Regions from separate parts of the Mus musculus genome. Here region 2 is linked to region 1. A link is a loop called in an ENCODE intact Hi-C map of the cell type or tissue named here. Cell type or tissue: left cerebral cortex. All regions are shown on one strand. Each heading gives the region's core, and the rest is flanking DNA. Links, peaks and the distances in the headings are about the cores only. Region 1 holds the start of Mmp15 (matrix metallopeptidase 15). Region 2 overlaps Csnk2a2 (casein kinase 2, alpha prime polypeptide).

Region 1 (7,175 bases), core at 2,812-5,311:
CAGAGCTCTGACCAGGGAGTGGCAGCCTGCCAGTCCCGCTTTTTCAATCAGGCTCTCCAGCCCAGATCGGTCCTCACCCCCTAAGGCCGGGTGCGTCTCCCCCCACCTGCAGGTCCCCGCTGCGGCGGGTGTGGTTCGCACTACATCCCTCGGGTTCTTACCTCCGCGGCGTACACTTCGGCGTCTTTAGACGCTGTACCATGGCCCAGACAGTCCAGAAGCACCAGTAGCAGCGGGAGCAGCGAAGCTCGGCTGCTGAGGCAGCTGCCAGTGCAGCCTGGACGTCCGAGTGCGCTCCGGTCGCTGCCCATGCTCCTAGGCAGTCAGCCCGGTCCTGAGCGCTGCACGCGGGGCTAGCTGGCTGGCCCGCACCGCGTCCTCGCACGCGGCTGGGAAACTTGCGACGCTCCCTGGCTCCCGGCCCCGCGGGCGCGCGGCGGACCTCCGGCTCCCGGTGCCTGCCTGAGGAGCTCAGGTCCCCTCTGCCAATTCCCAAACCGGGTGAGAAGCGGGCAGGGCAGGTCGGGGCACGCGGGGACTCGCCCGCTGGAGAAGGGGACCGGCCGAGCTGCACGCCGCAGAGTCTCGCAGCGTCGGCGCGGTGCGCCCTGGCCCCGGCCCCCGAGAGCAAGCAGAACTCCAGAGCCTTTGTCTGGCTCAGCGCTCCGGCCGCCCGGTCCCGCGGCGCCCCCTGCGCGCCCTGCACTCTCTGTCCATGCCCAAGGTCCTCCGCGCTGCCCAGAGTGCGCGCTTCCCTCTGGCGACTCCACTAGCTGCCGCGCCCAATCGGGCCTGGATCCCCAGGCAGTCCCGGGAGGGGCGCAGGGAACCGGCCCGACAGAGCGACGAGCCCGCCAGCCAGCTAGCCAGCGCCCGGCGTCCCCGGCGAGTTTGGCTCCGCAGCCCTACTCCCAGTGCGCGGCGGGAGCCGCGGTTCTTAAAGGGCCAGTGTGCTCCCTGTGCGCAAAGCCAGGCGGAGGCTGGGGGCGGGACCTAACCCGAGGCTTCTCAGTAGCAGGTGCCGCCTGCGGTGACCCGGCAGGTGGGTGACCCTACTCCATTTTTCCTGATGGCAGTAAACCTCTCCTAGCCTGCTTAGCTCCTATCTCTGGGGAGCAGGAGTGACCCATGACTCGACCCTATGCTGAGGGAGGGCGCAAGGAAGGCGAGATCTCCCTTGGAGGGAGGCGAGAGGACATTCAGATCAAAGTGGGACAGAAAAAGACTTGGGTAAGGACCTGAAGTACTGCTTTAAGCTTTTAAACATGGCAATAAAACTCTGGGGGTGGGGGGAAGTTGGAGGAGCAAGTAAGATGGCTCAGCAGGTAAAGGCCCTGGCCACTATCAAATTTGTCAAGTACGGCGAAAAACTTCGATCTCCAGGACCTACTTGGTGAACCGATAGAACCTGTGCCACCGTAGCGCTCGTTAGACCCTACACACCCACGCAAGTCCCAGAGCAGAGTGTCTTAGTCTCTTTAGTAAATTTCCCCAGTGGAGAAGTCTGGGATTAGGGCGCCTCTGGGGCGCCTCTAGTGCTGAATGCAACCTAGAGCGCACGCTTACAAGGCGTGTGAGTCTGCATCCTTACTCCCTGCCCAGTGGATAAGAGCAACTGACTAGATTTTTTTCTGAGTTTCAGTGTTGGGCTGAGGGTTCCGGTTCCTAGTGTGCACACATTTCGTTTCCAAGAAAAGTCCATTCCACTATATTTGGTCTCTGTGCCCGCGAGGCCCATCGGAACTCCGGGTGGAAGGGCAAACCTTCTGGGGAAGCTGGGGCTGGATTTTAATTTTTACTCCGGCGTGGACGCTAAGGTGATCGAAGGGCCACGGCAACTTCGTCCAACCCCAGGTCAGCCCTAGTGTCCTTAACTGGGGGAATTGGTATGCCACTTGAGAACCAGGGCAGAAGGCAGCACACTTTATCACCTCCCCACAGACTAGAGAAATGGTGTTTACCTTCCCTGAGGGTGGTCTTTCCTAGAGTTGACTCTCTGGATGCCTCCGACCCCTCTCACCTCTCAGAATCAGGAGACCTGGCAAAGGACCTTATGGCTGGTTTGAACCCACTCACCGGCTGAAGGAAAATAAAGCATACCCATTGCCTGGCCTACTAACAGCTCGAGGAAAGGAGATGGGGATTTAGAGAAGAGGTAGAGGCAGTCTCTCCCCTTCCCACTGGTGGACCTCTCTGTTGGGGGTCCCTCGCCGGGAAAACCAGCTGCTGAATTTTCTAATTAGAAATTTGATTTTGGGGCTGGTGAGATGGCTCAGTGGGTAAGAGCACCCGACTGCTCTTCCGAAGGTCCAGAGTTCAAATCCCAGCAACCACATGGTGGCTCACAACCATCTGTAACAAGATCTGACTCCCTCTTCTGGAGTGTCTGACAGCTACAGTGTACTTACATATAATAAATAAATCTTTAAAAAAAAAGAAAAAAAAAGAAATTTGATTTTGACAAATGTCTAGTGTCTGGTGAAAAACAGCCCCTTTTCTGTTCAGGTGTACTGCATCTGTTTGCCAAATTTATTCCCAACTTTTTTTTTTTTTTAAACTGAGTTTATGGGGCTAACTCGGAATAAGAAAAAAGAAAACCAATCTCACTCGAGTCGGCAAGATTTGAGAGACTATGATAAGTCAAATCTGATGCCCCCCCCCCATTGCCGGTTGTTCTAGCTGTAGGAAATGGATCCCACCCCCCCGTCCCTTTCCCCTCCCCACCTCAAAAAAGTTTTTCCCAGACAGTATTTCATTGTGTAGCCTTGCTGTCTTGGACTTCACTCTATAGACCAGGCTGCTCTCTGATTCACAGAGATCCACCTGCTTCGCCTCCCAGGATTAAAGCCGAATACCACACCCAGCAGCAGTGGAAATGGATCTTTATGTGAGAGATTCTTCAGAAAACTCTGGATTTCAAACCAGGTCTCTGGGTTCCCGGCCCAGGTCGACTTCACTGGAATCTGGAGCATTTTGTTTCCCATCTAGGTTTGCTTTCTTATTTGTAAGAGGAGGACCCAGATTCAGCGCTCTTAACCTTTGAGCCATCTCTCTAGCCCCCATTACCTGATTTTTTTTCCCCTATCAGTTTTAGAAGTATGTAGCTATGTGGTACACTCCCATTAGCTTTGCTGTCAGTAGCCCCTAGGATGAAAGGGTCATGGGAGAATAGGTGGCCTGTTTTTCAGACTTGGAGGCAGCTCAAAGGGACGGGAATGGGTTGGAGAGATGGCTCAGTGGTTAAGAGCATTTACCTATTCTTCAGAGGATGCAAGTTTGGTTCCAAGCACCCACATCAGGTAGGTCAGAATTACCCATGACTCTGGCTCTGGAAGAACATGACCCCCTCTTCTAGCCTCCACACATACCTGTGTAGATATGCACACCCCAAACCCATCCCTGATGGGGCTTGAAAGTGCAGAACACATTATGCCTCATTTCCCTACCTCCAGCCACCCTCCCATGCCTCAGACCACCCCATTTCTTTAATCCACAAAAACCTCTATGGTGGGGAAGGTTGGTTTGACACTCTTGCCTCTTCGTATTTGAGCACTTATCACTTCAGTGACTGGTACTGTGCCAGGCTGGCAAAACGGGACCCTTTCGGTCAACAGGACAGTCTTTCGGACTGTGGGTGCCAGGAGAAGGAAGAAATAAACAAACCACGTACTTTCCCTCTCTCTTGGAAACAGAGCTGGGGTGGTCTAAAGAGGCAGAGGAGAAGGCTTCGGTGCCAGATGGAAATCAGCCAGCCAGGCCTGGAGATGAGCATCTCACCTCCCTGCCCTGCAGGGAGCAGCTGAGGTTGCCAGAGCCAGATGTGTTGATTCTGTACTCTCCCAAGCGCGATCAAATCCTCATCAAGAACAGTTCTTCCCCGAACACCACCCACCTAGCGGTGGACAAGCCTGCTCTGGCCTTCCCTCTCCAGTTGTCTCTTGGGTTTCTGGAACACTTCTCCTCTTTTGGAAGGAAGCGCCCCGGCTGCTTCTGCCTTGTCAGCGCTCCACTCTGGAGGCACACTGCATGTCTGGGTGCCTGCCAAGCAAAGGCTGCCAGCCTCCTTAGGCACGGCTTACATGCCCATCCCCCCCCCCCCCCCCCCAGCACAGCTCAGACTTCCTTCCTCCATTACCACCTCCACTCTCTATTGAAGAGCTGCTTATTGATCTTGGCCCATTTCTCAAAGTGGCTGCACTTTAACTCCACTCGGCACAGACACAGACGACCTGCAGAGCCACATCCTCCCCCAGGGGAGCAGTCCTCAGCGGTTTGGACAAGTACAAGGGCCGGGGATTCTACTCCGCACACCTCCCGTTTCCCCTCTGATCACCCAGAGGGCCAGACCTGGGCTGTTCTATGGCCCAGTTCAGGGCCTGGCACAGAGCAGGTGTCAGTAATGTGACTTGGGAAGCTAGGGTTGCCATGGTGCCTGTAGGCTAGAGAACATGCCTAGCTTCTTCTCCAGTGTGATTTCTGATGCCACTGGCACCAAACAGCAGGTCAGCTGAAGCCAGTAGATTCAGGTGTGGTGGCATTCAGGGAACAAGGCATGAATGTGTTCTGTAAGGCTAGGGAAAAGGCAGGGTTGTGAGGACATGAGTCACAAAGTGGGAGCCAGAGCACAGGCCTGAGCAGAAGGTAAGGGAGGGGCTGGGCTGGGCTGTATCATGGTGGAAGCTGAGGCTAGGGTTGAGTCAGGTCCTGATGTTCTCATGTCCCCAAGCAAGCCACGTAACTGTTCTTCCATAGTAATTACCTCAACCCAGGTTGCTTTCCCCGGGCTCAGCTGTGAAGGCCCTAGGAAGGGCTTAGTACAGGTCATCTGGTATAAAGTCTAAGTGTTGTGTCGGAGGAGTGAGGATAGCATCTCCCTGGGACATGCTGAAACCCAGTGCCACTGGTGAAGTCCTACAAGACATGGCAACCCTATCTTCCTATTTTCTTGCGTAGGGGGATGTCTGTATATGTGTGTGCAGAGGTAGACATGCATGTGCACACGGCTGTGCACATGTGCAAGCCAGAGGGCAAGCCTAGGCGTTTGTTGTTCCTTGGGGCCATCCATGCTGTTATTTGAGACAGGGTCTCTCATTGGTTAGAGCTTGAGAAATAGATGGGGCTGGCTGTCAAGTAAGCCCAGGGTTCCTTCTGTCTTTCTGCCTCCCCAATGCAGAGATTACAAGTGTTTGGTACCACGGCAGCTTCTAAAGGATGGGCTCTAAGGACTGAACTCAGGGCCTGACACTTACAAAGCAAGAACATCACTACCTGAACTAGCTCTCCAGCTCCCACTTTTTAAAAACTTTATGGGTCTGGGTGTTTTGCCTGCAAGTATAAGTACCACATACATGCCTGGCACTGGAGAAGTATAAGTAAGTACCACATACATGCCTGGCACTGGAGAAGGCCTGAGAGGGGCTGGAGTCAGAATGGCTGCCACGTGGGCTCTGCCGCCATGAAGAGGCTGGAGAGAACTGTCTCCCGAGGGCTGTTCTCGGAACTCGTGTGCCTGCACACACACATACATATGCTAAAATAAACAAATACCTAAAAATCTTTGAAGTCGTAAGAGCCTCCCAAGAGCCCCTGGACTGTGAAACACAGCTGGAGGGGAGATCAGAGGCACCACTCACCTTTTAAAGTAGAAGTAGTTTAAAATAAGACACCACATTAAAAAGGCAGATTTTATTTGTTGAACATAATTTAAAACTGTAAAAAAATATTTCTTCATCCATCACTAGAAATCCCCATGACAACTAGAAAGGTTTGGCTCTTTGCCCTGGTAGGAGCTTGATGGAAAATAAATTCTCCAATGCCTCCCTGGCCCTCTCCCCACTTCCCACCCCCACTTTGAAAAATGCTCAGCAACAGGGGCAGGGGTGCTCTGGCTGGAGGGAAGATGCCTCTTTGCATCTCTGGGAAAGCTGATGGGGAAAGTAGGGGTCATGGGTGTTGGAGGCCTGGCCAGCAGCCATAGCCAAGCCAAAATGAAGCATCTGCTGGGCTCTCCCCAGGCACCTGGCTGGGTAAGTGGGAGGAAGGAATGAAGAAAACTGCTGCTGACCACAAATTAGCACCCTGTGCCCTGGCCCTGAAATGACCTCTCCTGGCACAGGACGGGATGAAGGGACGAGGTGATAAATAAAGGAGATTAAAGAGAGGCTGACAGACAACGGAAGCCCCAGTCTGACACAGGTGGGTCAGAACACAGGGATCTAAAAAAGTGGTTGACGGCCAAGGGCATCAATATAGATTACTGCAGTGGAGAGACCTCGGTGGGGACTGAGCGTGGGTGGGCTCCCCAGCCAGGCTCATTTGACTTTCCTAAGAAAGTGGAGGAAGAATTAGAGGTCCGGGCTGCCCTCTACTGGTGATTTCTGGAAATGAGCACATTACAGTAGCAGCCTACCAACCTAAGGACCAGGAGAGAGTGAGCAGCCCACTAGATCAGTACTAAGTGTGGGATTAGGACTCCTGGCTGGGGCATCCCACAGATGGCAGCAAGTTCCTCCATCTCAGTCGGCTTGTGGAGAGGCACGGGACAAGGCTCACTTCAAAGGCATGGAGAAGAATTTGTTCCCGGACTTGCAGCGGACCTGGTTGGCCAGCACACGTAACAGCATCTCAGAGTCTTCAAACTCATCCACGATTTCCTTCAGCCAGCAACAGGGAGATGACAGCTATGTTAAGGGGAGTCAGACCCAGAGCACCACAAACAAAAGCAGTCCAGTACACTGGGCAATTCTGAGAGGGTCCCTGGTCATGCAGAACTCCGGGCTTGGCAACCATCATCTTGTCTAATCATCTTACAATTGTATGAGGTGGGGCCTATTGCCTCAGCTTGCAGATGAGGACAGTGCCCTGGGGACAGTGACTACTGTGAAGCTTGGTTCGGTCTGGGCCGAGGCTCCTGGAGCTGGACATCAGAGCTCTTTGCTGTCTTCAGTATGATCAAGCTGAGGGGAAGGTACCCAGAGACTGATGGCCCATGGACTTTGACTTGTAAAATATTTTTCAAAAATCCTAATCAGTTGCTAACACAGAACATCAGAAGACTGTACATAAAAATCTGGATTTCTGGCTTCTCTTGAGAAAAACAGAAATGCTGTCAACAATGGGCCATACTACTGACTGCCTTCATGCACTGCCAGGGGAGGGCGTCAGCTGCCACACAC
Region 2 (7,175 bases), core at 2,979-5,478, 100 kb before region 1:
ACCAGAGCTGGTCTTCAACTCACAGAGATCTACCTCCTTTAGCCTCCTAAATGCTAAGACTCCTACTTATCAATAGAAAATGGAAAATAAGCCAGGAGTGGACATGGATATCTCTAATGACAACATCAGGGAGGCTGAGGCAGGAGGATCATTGAGTTTGAATCCAGCCTGGCAATCATGAGATCCCATGGAAGCAGAGAGACAAAATCATAATGTTCCAGGGGAAATGTTTACTTGGTTAAAGCATGGACTTAGTATTTAACACGCTGGCTTATCTGTAAGCATGTTTTACCTGTGTGCATGCATTTGTACCATGTATGTATTGCTGTCTGCAGAGCCAGAATAGGGGTCCTTTGAAACTGGAGTTAGAGATGGTTAAGAGCCACCATGTGGTTGTCAGAAATTGAACTCAGAAGCTCTGGAAGAGCAATCTGTGCTCTTAAAACCACAGAGCCATTCTCCAAAGCCCTAAATATACCTATTTGGATGACAAATCCTGGAAAACTATGTTTTTAAATAAGAAATGTATAGCTTATTTTCTGAAGTAAGTTTTACAATAATTATTAAGGCATACTGAATTTTCAGGTATAGTGTAGATTTGTATGGTTTAGAGATTTATTTGTTTGTTCATTTGTTTGACATGGTCTTGCTGCATAGCCCTTTCTGGCCTCAACCTGAGTGCTAGGATTATAGATGTACACCACCATGCCCAGCTTCAGTCTTCAGTGCAGTATGCAAAAGGAAATACTTGGCTGGTGGTCTTCACACATTGTCATATGAAACCATTTGTTTCTAAAGCCAACTCTCTTAAATCTACCTAAGCATCGTTGATTGCTTAGTCACCACCAGGCTGTACTTACTCACAGTTGAAAAGACTGGGCCATAAGAGTGATCCAGGAAGATTGAACCGACTCCCGCTCAGATGTAGAAGTTTTAAACAGACTCTGTTTGTCCAGTGATTGAGCCGTTTTGTGTCAGTACACCATGGCTGACCTGGGTGTGACAGGTTGTGAAGGTGCTGCTATGTGAGGTACCAGTGAGAGTGAGCCTCAGCGGCTTCACAGTGCACCGTTCTAAGGGGTCCTTGATGTTGGGTCAGCAGAGAATTTATGTAGAAGAGAATTTTTCATGTTGTTTAGTCTCAGAATAGTAATGGCTCACTGTTTTCCTTAGACATTCACGGAAGCGCTGGGAAAACTTTATCCATAGTGAGAACAGGCACCTTGTCAGCCCGGAGGCCCTAGATCTTCTTGACAAGCTCCTGCGGTACGACCATCAACAGAGATTGACCGCCAAAGAGGCCATGGAGCACCCATATTTCTGTGAGTTTTTTGTTTTTCTTTTAAAGTATTAATTACTTTATATTGGTATATAAGCGTACATTGTAGCTGTCTTCAGACACACCAGAAGAGGGTGTCAGATACCATTACAGATGGTTGTAAGCCATGTTTTTCTTGCTGGGAATTGAGCTTAGGACCTCTGGAAGAACAGTCAGTGCTCTTAACCATTGTGAGTTATTAACCACTCTCCAGCCCTGTGAGGTTTTTTTATTTTGTTTTGTTTTTGTTTTTGGGTTTTGGTTTTTCAAGACAGGGTTTCTCTGTATAGCCCTGGCTGACCTGGAACTCACTTTGTAGACCAGGCTGGCCTTAAACTCAGAAATCTGCCCGCCTCTGCCTCCCAAGTGCTGAGATTAAAGACGTGTGCCACCATGCCCGGCCAGCCCTGTGAGTTATTAAAAGACAAAATTGTCACTCTTTATTTTCAAGGTCAGTCAGAACACTAGATGTCTGGCATCAAATTTTATTTATTCTAGATCACTGAGGCCACTTTATAGATGATTTTTCTTAGTTCCCAAAGGTGTTTGCTTATTCACTAGTAGTAGTACCTCTGAGGCCAGGCTATCTACCCACTCTCATAACCCTGATCTTATAGACTGAAGGTATCTAAGATTTGTTTTCAAGCATAAAATGTGTATAAAAACTTAGTCAGCAATATTTTTTCTCATTTAAAAAAGTAGTTAGCGCACCCTTATGTGTTTCTAAAGGAAGCAATGTGTGAATAAGAGGGCTCTGAGGCGAGGGAGCAGGCAGTGTGACAGCTGGACTCTGCCCTCTGACATCTCGCACTGCTTACGGTTTGAGTGTAGATCTCCCCATTGAAACTTCACATACACTGACCACGTGCTTGAAGAGGTAGCTCAGTCTAGTCCTGGGTGAGGCTGGAAGGGATGATGCTGGGTAGCGACTTGACTCTCAGTTCACTCTGAATCAAGATGAACTCTGGCCTGTAAGGTTTGGGTGTATTGTCTGACCACTGTGTGCTCTTTTCCTTTTTACCTCTGGAGTTTAATATTAACTAATATGAAGAATATATTGCTATGGTTTCAAACTTAGAGCAGAAGTTTAAGGTGACAAAAAGTGTAAAGGACTGTTCTTTTAGCTTTCTGTGCCTTAGACAGGTGACATTCAGTTGTCTGCACAGAGTGGTGGCACACGCCTTTAAATCAGCCACTCAGAAGGTAGTCAGATCTACTTAAGGCCAGCCAGGAACACATAGTAAAACTCTGGGGGTTTTTGAGGTTTTGTTGTTGTTGTTGTTTTTTTAAAGTCAGGTGTGCTGATGAAAATACCTTTAATCCCAGGACTCAGAAGGCAGAGGCAGGTAAATCTCTGAGTTCAAGGCCAGTCTGGACTACAAAGTGAATTCTAGGATAGCTAGCCAGGGCTACACACAGAAACCCTGACTCAAAAAAAAAAAAAAAAAAAAATTGCCGGACAGCGGTGGCACATACCTTTAATCCTAGCACTTGGGAGGCAGAAGCAGGTGGATTTCTGAGTTCAAGGCCAGCCTGGTCTGCGGAGTGAGTTCCAGGACAGCCAGAGCTACACAGAGAAACCCTGACTCAAAACATACAAAACCAAATAAATAGAAAGCAATATTAGTGTAAACAAATGGATGTGCATATGCATAAGGATTGCATATTTTAAGCTATCTAAGGTGTTGGTGTTCTGTCTGGACTCCACCCCCACAGTTACCTGGCAACAGCAAGGCCCACTATAAAAGGGGCTGTGTGCCCCCCATAAGGTATACAGTGAGATTCTGTCTCAGAAATGATAACTAAAACAATCTGATGAATGTTTCACATAATTCATTATTTGGTTATTATCCAAATAAACTATGTATCTCACTGCTCCTTAAAGTCAGTAGACTGGCTCTTTTATTCATCTTTTCATAACATGCTTATCATATATGCTTTAAAGAATTTAGGGGCTGAGTATGATGTTGGTACTCAAAGAAAAAACTGGAATAAATGTGAACAGTTGTAAATTAGGGTTTCTGTGCTTTTCAGCAGTTGGATCTATATTCTAAGGAAGTAGAAGAATCACCTAGAAAAAGTTTCCCAGTGAGCATGAAGCCACCCTGGCTGAGCAGGAGGATCAGGGTGAAGAAGAGGGAAGAGTTCAGGGCTAGTTTGAGCTCCTTGTAAAACTTCATACCCAAATCCAGTGTTCAGTAGGAATTGAGACAGTGATTTAGTCGTAAATTGATTGCCTAGCATGTGTGAAACTACACCCTGCTTTGAGGGAGAAAAAAATAAGGAATTATTTCCTGATCCTGCCTTGATGCCTGGTTTTTGTGTGACCTGAGTCCCACATAAACGTGCATGTAGAAGAAGAAAGGCAGATTGGCCTCAGTGCTGGTGCTGATGTGGGGAACCTGTGCTTTCTTGCAGACCCGGTGGTGAAGGAGCAGTCCCAGCCTTGTGCTGAGAACACCGTGCTTTCCAGTGGTCTCACCGCAGCACGATGAAGCCTGGGGAATCGACGGTAATGCGGCACTGATGCTTGCCAATAAAACCAACCAACCAAACAAAAACTTGAAGGAAACTACAGTGTGATAAAAAGAAATTCTAATCATTCCTTCTAAAGGCAAAGAAGAGTAAAGACCTAAAGTCTGTCAAAAGCAAGAAACTCCCCAGTACTAGTCTGCAGGGAGCTGGCTGTGCAGTGTGGCAGAGCGCATAGTTCAGGATCTGAGGGACTCTCCCTTTGGAATGCATGGGAGATGAGAAGCTCGGAGTTGTTGTACACGTACCTGCGTTTAACAGGATACCACTGTTGAATTAATCCGTTCGGTCAACAAGCTCTGAATATCTGACTTCCTATCTATTCCATTGTGGTCTGATTTTCTGTGAGAATTCAGGCTCAAGTTTTAGCAAAAGTCAGCAGTCTATTCTGACACACCAGCCTCATTTACAAAAAAAAAAAAGGATTAAAACAGTGACAGTATTTTTTTTAAGCTCTTTTACAAATTCATGTGTTATGTATTTTTTTATGACATGAGCTCTCCAGGAAATGTACCTCGTTCCTGCAGTTTGCTTCTAAGTGTATTCATTGGGAAGCAAACCGCCGTTGCTCTCGCCACGTCCTCTTTGGTGTCAGAAGATGGCACTGTAACTCTCGAGATGCCAAGAACAGGTCCCAGGCTCGTTAGATGTTCCATGCTGTGTGCATGACTTGGGGCTCACCTTTATTGATTTGCCTAACTATTGAATCTTGTTGCCTTTTTTTTTTCCTCTCTCTCTCTCTCTTTAGCTTTTTTTCCCCCTGGCCTTGTAAGAACCTCACAGTTTCTCAGCACATCTTTGTGAGGGCGCTACTTCAATGCTCCACTTTAAAACAAAGACTATTTTTGTTCACTACCATAGCTATAGCTGGAAAGTTAGTCTTCAGGCAGGTCAAAGAGGGAGGAAAACAGTTCTATTAGGATTTATTTAGGAAAGACCTCACGGGTGTAAAAAGGCCGACCACCATCTTCCCTCCCCTAACCCTGTGACAAACAAGTCTGGCTGCAGTCAGGATGGTGGGCAGATGGAGCTCTGATAGGTCATACATGAATGTGAACGCAAAGACATCTCTTGCATGCGGCTGCTAGCTGTGGGTAAGGCTGTCCTGGAACTCCTGCAGCTGGCTGGAGAGGGAGAGCCATGGCTTCCGGGAGGAAGTGGGGCTCCTGGAGCAAGTGTCAAAGCTTTACAGATCCACTGTTACCTTCACGTTAGCAGAAGCTAAATTTTGTTTTTTGTTTTTGGTTTTTTGTTTTTTTTAAATAGGGCTGATTTGATTTGTGGGATTGGTCACTGACATGGTTTGCCAGCTAGTCCCCTCTCCTTGGCTGCAGCCACGCCTCAGCACTGGGGACCTAACATGCTTGAGATATCCACCACATCACACTTAGGGTTTCTTCAGAAACTATTTAATAATGCCACACATTTTTATAAGGTTAGATTGTTTGTTCGAAACATCTGTTTACATTCCAAATTCCAATAAATTTGTATTGGTATTGGTAGCAGGTCCATTTCTAAATGCAGATTCTATTTTGTTGTTTGGTCTGTAGGAACTTAAAAGGCAAATGTAACTCTTCTCTTGATAGTACAGAGTTGAGTTTATAGATGAAAATAAGATCTTGGGCCAGTGGCATGGCAGGTATAGATGTTTGCTGCCAAGACTGATGGCCTGAGTTCAGCCCCAGACCCATGTGGCAGGGGGAGAACCTACTCCGTGAGTTGTCTTCTTCCCACACCTGTGCTGTGGCATGTGAACACATACACAATAAATAAAGTTTTTAAAATCTTTAAGATCTTTATAAAGCAGGACATACATTCAGTTAAGGTTTTTATAGAGCTGCTGCCTCCTCGCGTTGAGCCCTGTGTTCCCATGTATATATTTGTTCTTCCTGAGAGGTGGAAACATAACATGGCCGAGACATGACCAGTGTTAACACATCAAGTATTGGGGATTACCATGGCTATTCTCATGTGCTGTCACAGGCAGCCTGGATCCTTGGTGGTCAGGGGATGACCCAAGCTCCTCTTCCCTCTCTCTCTCTAAGTTGTTCAAGAGCTTATTGGAGGGTCTCAGTTGAGCAGTAATCCCACCTCTTTGCCCTGGGTCCTCCAGAGACAGTCCAAACATCTGGGAAAAGAGTTGGCCATATTCCCCCACACACACACAACCACTCCCCCCAGCCCCCTGGAATGCTGGGGGGAGGCCCTTGAGTGACAGCTGGGGGCGGGGCGTGCAGCAGGGACTGCACTTTACCTCTCCCGCCTTGGGCTTGAGATGCTCCCCCTGGGTTTGTACTTGATCTTAGGCTGACCTTTCCCAAACTGCAGTGTTAGTGGACCTTTCCTGCCTGTCTCACATCTCCCTTGGTATATATGTAACATGTATGCCCGGCACAGCTTGCTCCAGCCTCCTGGAGATTTTCCCTGGGTTTTAAAGAGTGTGTATGAGTAGTGGTGAGGCTAGGAAATTTACCCATCCAGTATCCTTTTTATATTCTTTTTAAACTCATCTCATAATTCTCGTTTGTTTCATTACCTTATTAGAGGTCAAAAGTGCCTATGACAAGGACTTAATTATTTCCTAATGAAAAGCAAAAAAAAAAAAAAAGACCCCACAAAAACCTGTGGGGAACAGGGTAGTGTTGCACTGTCATCTCAGGTATGCCTGTGTTGAAGAGTGCACCTGGTGTAATAAGAAGCCGCTCCAGGCCCAAGTTCCTATCAGTTTCTCTCCTTGGTATCCACAGGGAGTGCGACCGCAAGGTTGCCTGGACTAAAAGCCATGCTGAGAATGAGAAGTGTGTTGGTGACAGTTTGTCCTTTTCAGGTGCCAGTCAGCTGACCTGCTCCCGTCCTTGTAGGTGGCTGGGTAGAAGCCAGGCCTGGTGGACCTTACCCTAATGTCCATGCTTCGGGCACATGGGTTCCCTGGTTGAAAGGGAGAAGGTACTCTCAGTCCAACTACTGAGAGAAAGGAGCTAGGAGTCCCTGAAGCTTAGAGAAGGTGGCTGGCTGTTGGGAGCAGGTGAAAAGATCCTGTAAGGACAGTGTTGTAAAGGTGGGCCTTAAGAGCTCATACTTCTAAGGATGAAACTAGGGGACACTAAGTTCCTGTTGCAAATGCCTGGAGAGGACACTGCCCCTGGCTGGGGTCCTGTGGCCCTTGAAAGGTAGTTGCCAAGCGCCTCAGGGAAACAATCTAGGTCTCCAGGAGCTAATGTGTCAGCAGAGCTACTTGGGGGACAGGAAGGATAGAAAGAGTTTATATGTGCATTGAGATAAATGTAGGAGCCAGTTAACTTTCTGTTAACACCAGTTAAGATTC

What was found. A loop is a pair of places that touch in the nucleus more often than their neighbours do. Peaks named below come from ENCODE experiments on the same cell type or tissue, not always from the same donor. Only the 100,000 strongest peaks of a DNase experiment are listed, where the experiment ranks them.
Region 2: a loop joins it to region 1, with 5 times the contacts of the local background. A loop is called at or near these places in 12 of 42 quality-filtered maps.

What each region holds. Positions count from the first base shown.
Region 1 is chr8:95,346,005-95,353,179 of GRCm38, reverse strand. Usb1 (U6 snRNA biogenesis 1) reads right to left here. Exons shown (of 7, transcript NM_133954.2): 7 at 5,667-6,653. The coding sequence ends at 6,549. It overlaps Mmp15 (matrix metallopeptidase 15), which reads right to left and starts at 884. Exons shown (of 10, transcript NM_008609.4): 1 at 162-884. The coding sequence starts at 311. In left cerebral cortex, for the core only: a CTCF peak has its summit at 3,916; a DNase peak (open chromatin) is centred at 4,005; H3K27ac peaks cover 1,075 bases.
Region 2 is chr8:95,450,005-95,457,179 of GRCm38, reverse strand. It overlaps Csnk2a2 (casein kinase 2, alpha prime polypeptide), which reads left to right. Exons shown (of 12, transcript NM_009974.3): 10 at 1,174-1,322; 11 at 3,737-3,830. The coding sequence ends at 3,813. Among named protein-coding and RNA genes, the nearest start is that of Cfap20, 19 kb to the right of the region's middle. In left cerebral cortex, for the core only: a CTCF peak has its summit at 4,428 (motif pointing right); a DNase peak (open chromatin) is centred at 4,431.